Linked DNA regions of Mus musculus: region 2 is linked to region 1. Evidence: chromatin contacts called from ENCODE Hi-C data. All regions are on one chromosome and are shown on one strand. The core of a region is the stretch at or near the end of the contact, and the rest is flanking DNA. Distances in the headings are between cores, read along the strand shown.

What was found. Hi-C counts contacts between places; a loop is a spot of excess contacts on that map.
Region 2: a loop to region 1 is called in a map of T-helper 17 cell, with 2.7 times the contacts of the local background. The contact joins two enhancer-like sites. A Hi-C loop is called at or near these places in 2 of 37 maps with a recorded cell type or tissue (T-helper 17 cell and regulatory T cell).

What each region holds. Positions count from the first base shown.
Region 1 is chr10:96,477,286-96,484,652 of GRCm38, forward strand. It overlaps the pseudogene Gm8601. Among named protein-coding and RNA genes, the nearest start is that of Gm33843, 120 kb to the right of the region's middle. Within about 2 kb of position 3,307, at least 1 of the 3 ENCODE cell types and tissues checked has a DNase peak (open chromatin) inside an H3K27ac peak, as active enhancers do.
Region 2 is chr10:97,310,891-97,318,221 of GRCm38, forward strand. No RefSeq gene overlaps it. Among named protein-coding and RNA genes, the nearest start is that of Gm34044, 79 kb to the left of the region's middle. Within about 2 kb of position 3,242, at least 3 of the 3 ENCODE cell types and tissues checked have a DNase peak (open chromatin) inside an H3K27ac peak, as active enhancers do.

The sequences.
Region 1 (7,367 bases), core at 2,057-4,556:
TCAATAACAACTTTATGATGCCCATTTCCTTGTATGACAATGAATACGGCTACAGCAACAGGGACTTCATGGCCTACATGGGCTCCAAGGAGTAAGGAGTAAGAAACCCTGTACCACGCACCCCAGCAAGGACACTGAGAGCAAGAGAGAGACCCTTGGTTGCTGGGGAGTCCCTGTCCCAACTCAGTCCCCAACATTCAGCATCTCCCTCACAGTTTCTATCCCAGACCCTCACAATAACGAGAGGGTTCTAAGGAGCTCTACTCTCTTAAATACCATTAATAAAGTTTGCTGTACCCACCAATAAGGAAGGAAGGAAGGAAGGAAGGAAGGAAGGAAGGAAGGAAGGAAGGAAGAAAGAAAGAGAGAGAGAGAGAGAGGGAGAGGAAGGAAGGAAGGAAGGAAGGAAGGAAGGAGAGAAGGAAGGAAGGAAGGAGAGAAGGAAGGAAGGAAGGAAGGAAGGAAGGAAGGAAGGAAGGAAGGAAGGAAGGAGAGAGAGAAGGAGTACCCACCATCACTACCATCCAGTTCTAGGGGATTCAGCATCCTTTCTGATCTCCGAGAGCATTGGGTATGCACACGTCACATAGACATATGTGCAAGCAAATTATTCATAGACATAAAGTAAAATAAATAAATTGGAATATGTTTTCTTAGATGAAGAGGGGTATACTGACTATGTTGGTATTTATAAAGAAGCACACCATGGCTTTTATGGTCAGAGATACTCATTTTCACATGTTTTTCAACCCCTGTGTTCTCAGCAAGATGCTGAGGTAGGTCCCCAGTAAGACAGCAAGAAGAACAAAGACTCTACCCCTAGATACTCATAGTGCTTTTCAGTCACGTGCATAGCTTGCTGACTACATTGTCCCAGTGTGTGCATCAGGATGTATTATGGGCTGTATCAGGTAGGTAGTCCTAATGCTTAAACAGTAAAACAACAGAAGTTTAGTTCTTATTCATGTTGTATGTATCTATTCCTGTGTAGCAAACTGTCCCCCAAATTTAGTGATTTAAATATTCAAACATTTCTCAGTTTCTGGAGTCAAGAATCCAGGAGCAGCTCAGCAGATTTGGCTATGGTTCAGGGACTCCCGAAGCGCACGCACAATGTCTACTGGAGCAGCGAAGATTAGACAATTCTTTTCAAATCTCGCTTACCTGATTCTGCACAGCTCTGCCTCACCACATGGACATCTCATAAACTTCAGCTTCCTGGCCTTCCCACAGAGAGAAGCAAGGGAGTAGCCAGAGTGATGCTACCATCATGTATAGGTAGATGCAATGCTACCTTCTGCTGTATGCTATTTCTCACAGGAGCAGACCCAGGGACTGTGAATAAGATGGACAGCAGGAAGTAGAATCTTTGGGTAATGACTACTCCATAACTAGTACATGTCCTAGGGCACAGTAGCCAATGGTTAGAGGAGATCCCTGGGCCACTACTTCATTCATGACATTCAAAACTCTAGCACCCAACCACTGGGCTTTCTCCAGCTAGTCCTCCACTTACTTAAAGGATGTACTGAGTAGTTAGGGTAAGGGTGTGGGGTGGCCCCTCATAGTTGATACAGAACATGCCCAGACACCAAATTCTCAGCATAAAAGAAATTTGTTGTACAAGATGGGCAAATGTAGAGATAGGGGTAGGAGGTGGGGGATGGGGTTAGGGAACTGGATTAAGCAAAGGCAGACAGCAGGCAGCAGGTATTTTTGTAGGTGTTAGTTTTTAAGGAAAAGGGGGTAAGTCTGTGCCAGAGTGAGTTGGTAGATCCTGATTGGACAGGTTAGTTAGTGGAGCTAAATAACCTGAATTTTGGTTTCTGAACCTTGGTGTTTAGTTTCAGGAATGAGACAGTGGTCATATAAGGGAATAAGACCTTGTGGGCTAGCTTTAGGTAGCCAAACAGTTTAGCCAAGGGAGAGAGAAAGGAAAACGGACAAAATCTATTGGCCCTTTTGTCATTCGAGGACCTGTTAGTTCTTTTGTCAATACTGCTTAAGGGCTTAGGGGACAAGTCTTAGAAGTTGTGCGCAATACTTTGGCCCACATTCCATGTGCCACAACGCCACCCAATGCAGAGGAGTCTGGGAAACGCAATCTGTCTGTGTCCTACCCCCCTCCCCCATTAAAAGAGTAGGACTTGGTAAGTGAGATGCAATCTCTCACTCTGCCACTCCCTCTATTTGAAAAGACTATACGTGTAAACTATACGCGTTAGCGCTATCTCTACAGTTTCAATAGAACAAAGGGATACAATTGCTTGCCATTGTGCAAAAAGGACAATTTGATTAGTTGGGTACTTTCACCTCTGCTGTGCCTAGCAAATGCAGCACCTGTTGCAGACAGCACGAAGGTGGCAGAGAGCAAGCTCTGGTCCCGGGAGCCTGCTGCTTCGGGGATACCGGAATGGTGCTTCCGGAAACGAGCCTCACCTGTTTCCCAATGGGGGAAGAAAAGCCAGGCTTTGTTCCCAGGCAAATGAAAATCCAAATCACAAGACTCAAACTATGAGCGCAGAACAGTGCATTAAAATGTGGTGGCGGTGTGTGCTATTTGCCTGTATCTAAATATACATCTGCCTTCCCTCATGCCCTCTGGAAACACTGAAGGATGGAGGGTGATTAATGAGGAGAGAAGTCGTTCGCCTGTAGCTCTGCTTCTTCAGGCCTCTGTTGCTAAGCCTCTTGGTCTTTAAGGGATTCGGGATGTTAGCTGCAGGTCACGGTGGCCCATTTCTCCACATACTAATGTGGCAAGCCTCCAATGATGGGGACATGAATAAAAAGCTGCTTCTGGCCCAGAAGAAAAAAAAAATGGTCGGATCCAAATTTGAAGTTTCCAAAAAGGCTTTAACAATCCTTTAAATTAGATAGATGCGCTCCTCCACCTACTCGTTCTGAATTCTGGCCATATTTATTTCGAAAGAACCAAAAAAAAAAAAAAAAAGGCGCTATTTTTTTTCTCCCAACAGCCCAGTTTCAGAGTCTTCTGCCGTGATTACCTCAGTCGCTGAAGCGTCTGCTTACCTCACTTCAAGTTGGAAAAACCCACAGAAAGGAATGATTTTTTTTTTCTGGAGGGGAGTGGGGAGAAGCAGCAAAAAAAAATGAATGAAATCCGAGCCATACTCGGGATCCTCTCTGCCCACCCCGGCTTCTGAGGAGAGAAGGATGTTTTCCTGAGAAGCCAGCTCCAAGCCATAAACCTGGAACACATCGAGCTTTTTCTTCGTGCTAATTGGCACTTACCTCACCTAGGGGCCTCTGCCAAGGAGACTTGAGGGGTTTAATGGGGGGAAAGGAAGAAAGGAAAGAGCCCAGAGTCCTGGAACACAGTACCAACCACGTGGGATCTTTTGCTGGAGGGCTTTGCAACAAAGTGGCCTATGTGCCCGCCCTGCCCTCCAGTTTGTGGGGCTAACGCTCAGACCCAGACCGGGGCCTGAATGATAACTGCTTGGTGTAATTACGAAGACAGCTTGAAAACTATGCTCCTCTTTGTTCTGGCCTTCAGATGAGGCTGTCTGAACGCAGTTTGCGCCAGCTTTATTTCAAAGCGCTTTTTCTTTCCATATTTCAAAAGGTCAGTGTGTTTACTGGTGGCCAAAAAAGAAGCTGGTGTAAGAGAAAGAACCTCGTGTAGCTGAGTGGCAGGCAACCAGAAAGCGGAGGCAGGGGGCTGGCTCTGGTTCTGTATGTGCCTGGAGAGGAGACAAGAGAACCCTCAAGTCTTGACCTCTCCTTTATCACCGTTCAAAGACAAGGGGGTGAATGGGAACTGTAGTCTTTTGTGGGGATTAAAAGAGAAAACTAATTCTTAAAGTCTGGTTGTGGAAGGAGAAATGCAGGTATGCTTAGTAAAAACAATGTTATCAACTGCTAAGCCAGAAAAAAACGTCCACTTCAACTCCTGGAGGTGAGAATGCTTCCTTCTTTCAAGAAAGCAGGCTTGACAACCTGGCCACCCTTGGGAATTTTGAGACTGTTTTCTGTCAAGGTAAGTTAGTGCCAGGAAATAATAGCAAACCACAAACCCTTTCGCAGGTCTCTGGGTTGGCAGTCTGAGACTAACGCTGTTACTTAGAAAAATAAAGCTGATCAGACAGACCACCACCTGCCCATCCATAAAGCATTTATGCTTTCGTTGTGAATATTTGAAAACAGTGTCAGGCTCCAGCGACTTCGACTCAATGCCTACGTCAAGTATTCTTTGTGGCTCATTTTCTTTGAAAAGTCCCCTGGACTTGCTATAGAGTGAGCTCCTGACAGAAGGAGGGGAGCAAGCTGTAAACGTCGTAGAAAGAGGAGATGTCAAAACCAGGTGTATTAGGGTTCAAATCTTCACATCACCACTTACAAGCTGTGTGATTTTTGGCTAATGCACTTAGCCAATGTGTGGCTTAGTTTTCTTGTGTACAAATGTAGGTGTCTCACAGTCTGTTCCCAGGAGGGTTCATCAATAAGTATGTGTGAGATGTATAAAGCTGTTCCCCTTGCTCTGTAAACATCTCAATGTTAGGTAATGTTGAAAAGCACACCTCTCTTCCAAATGGAATTCTATGCTAGGGAAGAGCCCCCTTGCCATGTGCTACCAACAGTCTTTAGACAATCTGCCTCCAATAGAAGTAAAAGGTAAAGTTGCAAACGCCAGGGAATGCCACTTGTTTGTGAAGGAGAGAGAGGCAGTAGTAAGAAAGAACTGATGAAACTGCTCAAAACCCAATCTCCTGACTACTCTGAATTTCCAGGCTCCTGTAAAAGGTTGTAGCAAAATGGGTCGAATTCTCCAGAAGTCACTTGGGAAAGGTGCGATAACTCCAGAAGGAATGGAGAGAAAGGGGTAGGGCAGAGTTTAGGAAATGAGAGCTAAGATGTCTAGAGACCCTTTACATTGCATTTATCACCACATTAAGCAAACATCGTTACCGCCATTTTACTGTCAACCAAGGCTAGGTTCAGGTAGCCTATGGGAACTTTCTGACTTTTTTCTAGGAAGCTGTATGGCAGGATTTGAATGTTTTTCCTCTTTCCTAGGAAAACTGCATAGAAAGGTAGCCCGAGGAAATGTCAGAAGGGCAGGTTGCACTATGGTCCAGATAACCTGTGACTTCATGGGCAGTCTTAGCAAGAGCATTTACTAATGTTTCTTCTACGCTACAACCCATCACACCCCCCACCCCCCGTCCAAGTGAAGCAGCCTCGTAGGAGTCTCTGTTTTAAGAAAGAGGGAGTATGTTGTTGTTGTTGTTCTGGAAAGTAAGTCTGATGATATTTGAGCCTGTCTGTCCTATATTTGCTCATACATAAGGTTTTTTTATGTTCTATCTCCATGTATTTTTTTATTAGATTTATTTATTCCCTTTACAACCCTATATCAGCCTTTCTTCTCCTCCCAGTACCCCTTCACGCCCCTCTCTGGGTGTCAATCCCCCCCCCCTCCAGCACTGGGGTTGTGGGACTATGTGCATCTTCTCCCACTGAGGCCAGACAAGGCAGCCAGGGAACAGGCTCAAGAATAGCCCCTGCTCCAGTCTTTGTGGTTTGCCAGTGTTTTGTCCTTTGAGTTTTTTGATCTTAGCCATACTGACGGGTGTGAGGTGGAATCTCAGGGTCATTTTGATTTGTATTCCCCTCACGACTAAGGATATGGAACGTTTCTTGAGGTGCTTCTTGACCATTCAAGACTCCTCTGTTGATAATTTTCTGCTCTGTACCCCATTTTTAATTAGGTTATTGGGATTGTTGTTGCCTCACTTCTTGAGTTCTTTGTATATTTTGGATATTAGCCCTCTGTCAGTTGTAGGGTTAGTGAAGCTCTTTTTCCCAAGCTGAAGGTTGTTGTTTTCTCCTGACAATGGGGTCCTTTACTTATAGAAGCTTTTCAGTTTCTTGAGGTTTCATTTATTAATGCTTTATGTGAGTGTCTGAGCCATTGGAGTTCTGTTCAGGAAGTTGTCTCCTGTACTGATGAGTTCAAGGCTATCCCCCTACCCCCCTTTCTGTTCTTCTGATGTGCCTGGTTTTATGTTGAGGTCTTTGATCCTTTGAAATTGAGTTTTGTGCAGGGTTATAAATATGGACCTACTTACATTCTTCCACATGTGAACAAGTTGGACCAGCACCATTTGTTGAAGTTGTTCTCCCTTTTTCATTGAATGGTTTTTGTTTCTTTGTCAAATATCAAGTGTCCATAGGTATGTAGGTTTATTTCTGGGTCTTTGATTCAATTCCATTGATTCACCTGTCTGTTTCTATACCATTTGCACACAGTGTTTATTACTATTGCTCTGGAGTACAGTTTGAAGTCAGAGATAGTGGTATCTTCAAAAGTTCTTTTATTGTTTAGGATCATTTTAGCTATCCTATGTTTTTTGTTATTCTGTATGAAGTTGAGGATTGTTCTTGAAGAATTGTGTTGGAATTTTGATGGGAATTGCATTGAATCTGCAGATTGCTTTTAGTAACATGGCCATGTTCACTATATTAATCCTACTTATCCTTGAGCAAGTGAGATCTTTCCACCTTCTGATATCTCCTCAATTTATTTCTTCAGAGACTGGAGGTTCTTGTCATTCAGATCCTTCACTTTCTTGATTAGAGTTAAACCAGGTATTTTATATTATTTCTGGCAATTGTGAAGGTTACAATTTCCCTAACATCTTTCTCAGCCCATTTATCACTTGTGTTGAAGAGGGTTACTGATTTCATGGAGTTAATTTTGTGTCCAGATACTTCACTAATGGTGATTATTAGCTGTAGGATTTCTCTGGTAGGATCTTTGGGGTCACTTATGTATACTATCATATCATCTGTGAATAGTGACACTTTGACTTCTTCCTTTCCAATTTATATTCTGTTGATCTCCTTTAGTTTTCTTACTGCTCTAGCTAGAACTTCAAGTACTATATTGAAAAAGATGTGGGGAAAGTAGACAGCCTTGTCTTGTTCCTATTTTAGTGGAATTGCTTTAAGTTTCTCACCATTTAATTTGATGCTGGCTATTAGCAATTGACTATATTATGTTTACATATGCCCCTTGTATCCCTGAATTCTCTAAGACTTTTAACATGAAGGGGTGTTGGGTTTTGCCAAATGCTTTTTCAGCACCTAGTGAGGTGATCATGTGATTTTTTTTCTTTCAATTTATTTATCTATTGGATTATATTGATGGAATTTCATATATTGAACCCCCTGCAACCCTGAGATGAAACCTACTTGATCATGGAGGATGTCTATGATGTGTTCTTGGATTCATTTTGTGAGTATTTTATTGAGTATTTTTGCATGAATGCTCATAAGAGAAATTGGTCTGAAATACTCTTTGTCGAATCTCTGTTTGGTTTAGGTACCAGGGTGACTGT
Region 2 (7,331 bases), core at 1,992-4,491, 830 kb after region 1:
CTCTTACTCTTCCATCTTCCTGTCTGGGGGAATGAACATGACAGACAGTCTGCTACTTCCTGCAGTGGAAAGAGTGAATGTTGAAGGAAAACAGGATGGAAATGGAAGGGAAGCAGAGAGGAAATGGAAGGGAAGCAGAGAGGAAATGGAAGGGAAGCAGGAAGGAAATGGAAGGGAAGCAGGAAGGAAATGGAAGAAATCTTTAAACACTCATTTAATGGATGTGACTAGGAATGAGATTAGGAATGACTTCATCGGAGTGAACGCCATGTATAGAAAAAGTAAGTTTGCTTTCTTGTAAAGAACATGTGTGACTCTAAGCAGATGATGAAGGTGGCTATAGAGGTGGAGCAGTGTGGGCAACAACTGCTTGCATTTTCTCATCTCTCTGTCTCTGTCTCTGTCTCTCTCTTTAATTTTATTTTTTTACTTATTCACTTTACGTCTAGCTCACAGCCTCCATCCCAGTCACCCCCTTCCGCAACCCTTCCCCCACTCTCCCTCCCCCCCCCCCCCCGTTCTCATCTGAGCTGGTAGGGGCCCCTCTGAGAACACACCCCACCCTGGGACATCAAGTCTCCTCCATGCTAGGCACTTCTCTTCCCACTGAGGCAAGACGAGGAGGCAGCCCAACTAGAAGAACATATCCCACCTACAGGCATCAGCTTTTGGGGCAGTCACGTCAATCCCTCCATTCCAGTTATTTGGGACTCACATGAAGGCCAAGCTGCATATCTGCTACATATGTACGGGAAGGCCTAGGTCCAGCCTGTGTATGTTCTTTGGTTGGTAGTTCAGATTCTGAGAGCCCCAAAGGTTAGTTGACTCTGTTGGTCTTCCTATGGGGTCCTTATCCCCTTCTGGCCTGCAATCCTTCCTCCTATTCTCCCGTAGGAGTTCCCAAGCTCCATGTACTGTTTGGCTGTGGGTGTCTGAAACTGTCTCAATCAGCTGCTGGTTGGAGCCTCTCAGAGGACAAGATGCTCCTGTCTGAAGCATAACAGAGCATCTTTAGTAAAATTAGGGATTGGTGCTTGCCAATGGGATGGGTCTGGCATGGGGGGCAGCTGCAAGGCCTGGGTTTGAGCAAGTAAGGAACTCAGCCAATGCATGGAATAAGGCAGTATACATACGGTGGCCCAACACTCTTCCACTGACACCACCTCATGCTATTTCTATTAAGTCTCTTGGGCTCTCTACGACAATTATACCTACTGGCTAAATGATCAGTTTCTCTAGCTGCTGTTAGGCCAACATGATTGAGCAAACTTCATAAAACTCATGACAGTCCTTAAGGGAATAGACCTTGTTTTTGGAGCTGTCGAATGCTGAATACGTGCAGGCAGGCATACACACAGTCTTCTGGGAATGTAGCTGTTTGGAAATATAGTTAATCAGTAGGTTTTATTCTTTGCCTTTTAGTTCCTTATATGCTGTGTACAACGCATTATAATTGAGTGTCATAGAAAAAGAAAGGCACAGGACGCTTCCAGTTTTGTATGTTTGCTAGATGAATATGAACAGGGGAAAAAAGTCCATTACTGGCTCCAATATGTACTTTGGAACAATACTTCACAAATAAATATGTTATGCTTTTTCTCAAACAGAAAATGTTTGGGCATTGTTAGTTTATCATGCCCAATTAGACTATAAACGTTTGTTCCTCTTTTACTCAGAAGCGGGGTTATTTTAGATGCCACACCCACACCAGGAGTAAAGGTTTCTTAAGTTTTGCTTATGTGTCCTGTACCGTGAAATCTACGCTCAAGAGGAAAACAGTGTGTTGAACTGACACTTTCCTCTGTGGTTAATATGTAAGCCACGTATTATCTGAATTGTTTTGCCAAAACACGTCTGGCTGGGTACATTACACAGGTCACTCGCATATACATATTGGAGACAATAAGGTATCCGTAACAGCGTTGTGTGCTCACTCTTTTCATCTAATTTAAAATCGCGACGTGGTTTAGGAAAAGCTCTCTTAAGTCACAATACCAAGTTATTGCAGCAACATTTGTCCTCCGTGGCACTAAATTCCCTGTATAGTAAATTGTGTTTTCGGTTGCTTTGTCCCATAGTGTTGATCATAAGCCGTACTTAAGGATTTCAAACGGCGACAGCGCCCCCTCACCCCCCCCCCCCAAACCCCTTTTTAGTCCTAAGCTAGAAGTACCTATCAAATCCTATTTCTTTCCTTAAAGACACACAGGAAAGCGCCGCGGAAGAGATTCGTCGACTGTGCAACAGCGACCCCTGGCGGCCCGATGCTCGCAAGGCCTTGAGCACCCAGAGCTGTCTCTAATCAAGTCCCTCTTTGTTTTCCATATCTGGAGAGCGACCCGGAACTGTCTTTGAGAGTGTGGGCTGTGTTTGATACCCACAATCTAAAGCTCAAAGTTTCAGGATCTTCACTACTCACGGCGTACAACTCATGGGTCTTTGTTTTCTTTTTGTGACATTTAATGAAATGAGTTTTGTAGTTGGGTTTTGTCCCTTTCTCCTTGCCAGCGAATCACAACAACAAACTTGCACATTAGTAAAAAGCCTTTGATGGCTTTTGTCTGTTTGGGAGGAGAAAATGCCTGAAAAGTAAGTAAAGGTCTCAGGGAGGTGGGGGGAAGGAAAACGAGTATTGCTTGTAGCACGAACACCCATATGATTCATCGGTAGAAGCTGAGCTCTGGCTCCATTTCTTTTGTAGATTTCCCGGCTCCCCTCACCCCACCCCCCGCTTTGTTCCGCTTCAAACCTTTCAGAGGGCTGAAATGCATTATTACCTTGTTAAATCTCTACCCAAATCATTTCTACAGCCCGAAGCTGTTTTGACGTGGGTTGAGCATCTCTCTCTCACACACATACACACAAAAGAATTGCTTTTGTTCCCAGACGCTCTCATTGGCTGAACGGCCTCCCTTTCGGGCCAATCAGAATCTAGTTGTCAGGCTTGGCAGGCTATTTTTAACCCAACACACAAAACCACTGGGTCTTGGAGGCAGTCCGCGGCAGAATGAAAGTCCCCATAGTAAAAGGCAGCAGCTGAATGTATTTTGGATGTCACGGCGTGTTTGACATTTTCTCTTTAATTCCATATACACTGTTACATTAGCATGTGCTTTTTCGTAAACAACTAACTCAGAAATGGACCTGCGTTTTCACAAGCTCTGTATTACCCTTTTAGGAAGAGAAAGCCTAAAATATATTGTATTCAGACTTGATCCAAAAACATTTCATAGTGTGTGGACGTATTAAACACACACACACACACACACACACACACACACACACACACACAGTTTCAATACGAGTGTGAAGGTGCTTTTAACAAGGGATTTTTGTAGATTTTCATTTTGGGTTGACAAAATTTTCATCAGTGACTGAATGAGAGTTACAATAATATCCATCTTTCTCCCTTACCGCATTCAATATGTATATAATTACTGCAACATGTATACACTTTATGTGTGGCATCTAAAATTATAAATACTCAGTGTGGGGTATTTTTGTGGGGGTATTTAGATAAAGCATGGTTTGCAGCATATTCAACCGATTGTTCAGTGGGGGACTTTTTTTTTTTAACCTCCCTAAATACACTTTAAGTGACAAGGCATCAAAACACATAGTTTGTAAATTATCTAACATATCCAGGAAACGAAAAGTTGCCAGATGTGAAAATACCAGGTTGTAAAGTTTGATTCACCCCCCAACCCCCGAGCCTTCCGTTTAATAGGCCAAAAAGCAGAAAAAGCTAAGTTGATCTCAAAATATATATCACAAAGCAATTTATTGGCAGAAAAATGAAACTATTTCCTGCAAAGGAAAGGGGGGGTTGTGGAGGCCTAAATAAGAAAGATGTTAAGAATCTCCCCTGGTTCTTACAAGAGATTTTTAAATTGTAGATTTGCCTAGTATTTATTTATCCAAGCTTGGCGATATGACTTTATTTGTTGTTCTTTGTTCATCTCCTGAAAAAGGCCTGTTATTTTTTGTTGCAAACCACGAAAGTGTCATTTAAACATGGTGTCAGGCAAGTGCAGAAATCCCGCAAAGGCTCCTGGGAGACATGGCTAGGATCCTATTCAAAGATGCAGGCGTTCTTCAGGAGAGAGGCTTCCATAACAAAAGTAGCCAAGGATAAGGAAAAGTTTACACAAAAGTTCTAGCAGAACTGTGGAGAACAGTCAAGATGTAGGGAAGGTGTGTACCTTGCCTTAGCAGATTTCACTGTTGGGGAGAAATGTCCCCTGCTTTTCTGATGGTGAATTTGAACGACTGTAACAATGCACCTGGAAAAGAGGCCACTCTTTCCAACAACTGTGTGAGGCACACTAGGTCAGCTTTCTAAAACCTCTATAATAGCTCCCAGGAACTTTGCTAGGTTTAGATAGGCAACCAGCTGCTAACAATTTAGTTTAATATTCATTCTTATTAGAGTCAAAGAATCTGAAAAAAACTGAGACCAGGCAAGATTCTTTTCTCTTGGCAGTGGCATATAGCACATTGAACTCCAGTAAAAATTAATCCATGACACTTTTTTGATGCTAGGCCCTCATTCTTTGGGCCGGGTCATTTTGCTCTTGACTTAATCATCTGGGAAGTGCCTTGATTTGGGTTGTTTGTTTGTTTGTTTGTGGTTTGGTTTGATTATATGCTTGTCTGGTTTAAAAGTAAATATACAACGATCATATCAATTTTTTTAAATGTGTCTTCACCTCGCAGTCTCTGGGTTTATATATAAACTCCCTAAAGGCAAAAACTATTAGAATAAAATAGGTATATTATTATTTTTTAAAGAAAATAACATTTAACCCCTCCACCCAGCATTTGTTAAGTTTTATCCAACCCTGGTGTACATTTTCTTGTCCATGGAAGTTCTCCTGGGAGAAGAAACATATGCAGGTCCCTTGCCTGAGCCTCTATGAGAATGGTAAGCAGAAAAGGACTGGATGCTGCCAGGTTCCAAACTAACCAGGTAAGAAATGGAGTTATTGTTGTCTGCAAAATGTAGATCCCTAGGCCTCCAAGATATCTTGTGATCACCTGCTGACTAAACTGTGATCATGTTAACCGAGAGATGGGTGCAGTCCCTGAACTGAAGCCCTCATGCCAATGTGTTTGTAGAACCGATAGAGTAGACCAAACCCTAGTTCTATCATGACAAAATGGGTTCTTGCTGAGGAGTGACAGTTTTCTGTGTGTTGGGTAAAATGGTGGAGAAGGATGTCTGTCAATGACAGCTGGTGTCTTCAGCTTGCTTCTCACTTCCCAGGAGTCTTGCTTCAAGCTCCCCACCTCGCCCCACCCCACCCCCGTCCATGTTCCCTTCTGGGAATGTTTCTCAGGTTCCTCCTGAGCTGCATCCCCTTTGTCACTCCTCACCCATCTCCCCAACTTGCAGTTAAGAGTAAATCCATGGGATCCTTCTCTTTCTCTTTTTATTTATTTATTTTTTTAAATTTATTTATTATATGTAAGTACATTGTAGCTGTCTTCAGACACTCCAGAAGAGGGAGTCAGATCTCATTATGGATGGTTGTGAGCCACCATGTGGTTGCTGGGATTTGAACTCTGAACCTTGGGAAGAGCAGTCGGGCGCTTGTCGCGCCCGCTCTCGACCAGCAAGAACGACGCGACCACCAGTCCTTCTAACAGCAGTTTATTCAGTCCTGATTCTTACCCGAACCCTGGGCCTCTCACTCCTTTTATACTTTCTCTCATCCACGCACCGCAGGCCACGCCCCCTCGCCAGTCACGAGGCTTCAGCTAATCAGGGCAGCAGGGGCAAATCTCCACCAAATTGGATTTACCTGTATCCTGGTACACCTGCGCAGCACTCAAGATGTTTGTGTCTTATATGAGGAAGTTAGGTGCAAGTCATATGACTTAGCTGCAGTCCCTGGCACCTTTGGGACTGCCGCCACACCCGCTCCCCACAGGTGCTCTTACCCACTGAGCCATCTCACTGACAGCAGTTTTTCTAAACAGTGTGTGTGTGTGTGTGTGTGTGTGTGTACGCAAGATCACTTCTGAACATTCCATACAACACATTCACTATTTCCTTGACTGTCATTTCTTCAATTTGATTAATTCAATGCCCTCCAGAAGGATTCTCTGTGTGAATTATGTTGGCTTTGTTGAGCCCAGTGTGCAGAGAAACAATCTGTGTCAATAGTGCTTTCGGCTGAACAGTGTCTGACTGTATAACTGCCCATCACTTGTTCTTTGAACTGTTTATATCCTGTGAATAGTTCACAAGTTGGACAGGTCGTTTTTCTTAGGTAAATTTGAAAACATATGAAGAATTTGAACCAATCCAATGTTAGCAATGGGCAAAGGAAAGTACCTTTACAAAAACAAGGACCTCATAGGATATCAGAGTCTTGAATGGGATAAGAACATTAGACATTAAATTACAGAAAGTTTAATAGAAAATTTTAGTGTGGGGGTAATTAATTATGCAAAGATGATTGACATTCTAAACTTCAGTGTGTAGGCTGTAATGAAACCTGGAAACAACAAGAATTTCAAAACAAACTAAATGGAATTTTCATCCAGAGGGAGGTAAGCAATCTGGAGAAATGCACTTTTTATTGTGACCCACCATTCAATGTGGCCATTCAATGTGAGGTAGAAGCCATTACAATATTTACAATTAAGAAATAAAGATAAACAGAGAACATGGCTGATTTGGAAACAAGGGAAATATGGTAAATTAAAAGTAAAAATAGAGAATATAGCTGACATTTATGCTGCCTTGATCTTTATTTCTGATTTTTATAAATAGGTCCAACAATATTGTGTATTGCATAGAAACTCTAAAATACATTTCTTAAATAGGAAAATAATTTCGTTTACATTGTATTGTCAGGATAACGTTCAGTCATAATGGCCTCATAATAAAAGGAAAAACATTTTTAAATTAAAAAAAAAATGGCCGGGCATGGTGGCACACATCTTTAATCCCAGCACTCGGGAGGCAGATGCAGGTGGATTTCTGAGTTCGAGGCCAGCCTGGTCTACAAAGTGAGTTCCAGGACAGCCAGGACTATACAGAGAAACCCTGTCTCAAAAAAAAAAGGAAAAAATTCATTATATGTCTTGATGTATATGTATGTATGTATGTATATATGTGTGTGTGTGTGTATGTGTGTGTGTGTGTGTGTGTGTGTGTGTGTGTGTGTATGTGTGTATGTGTTCGTGGGAAGGTCAGAGGACTACTTGTGGAGTCAGTTTTCTCTCACTACCATGCTGGATCAAACTCAGGTCATCAGGTTTGGCAGCAAGGGCCTTTACCACTGAGTTGTCTTATTGGCTCCTAAAAGAATAAAATGATT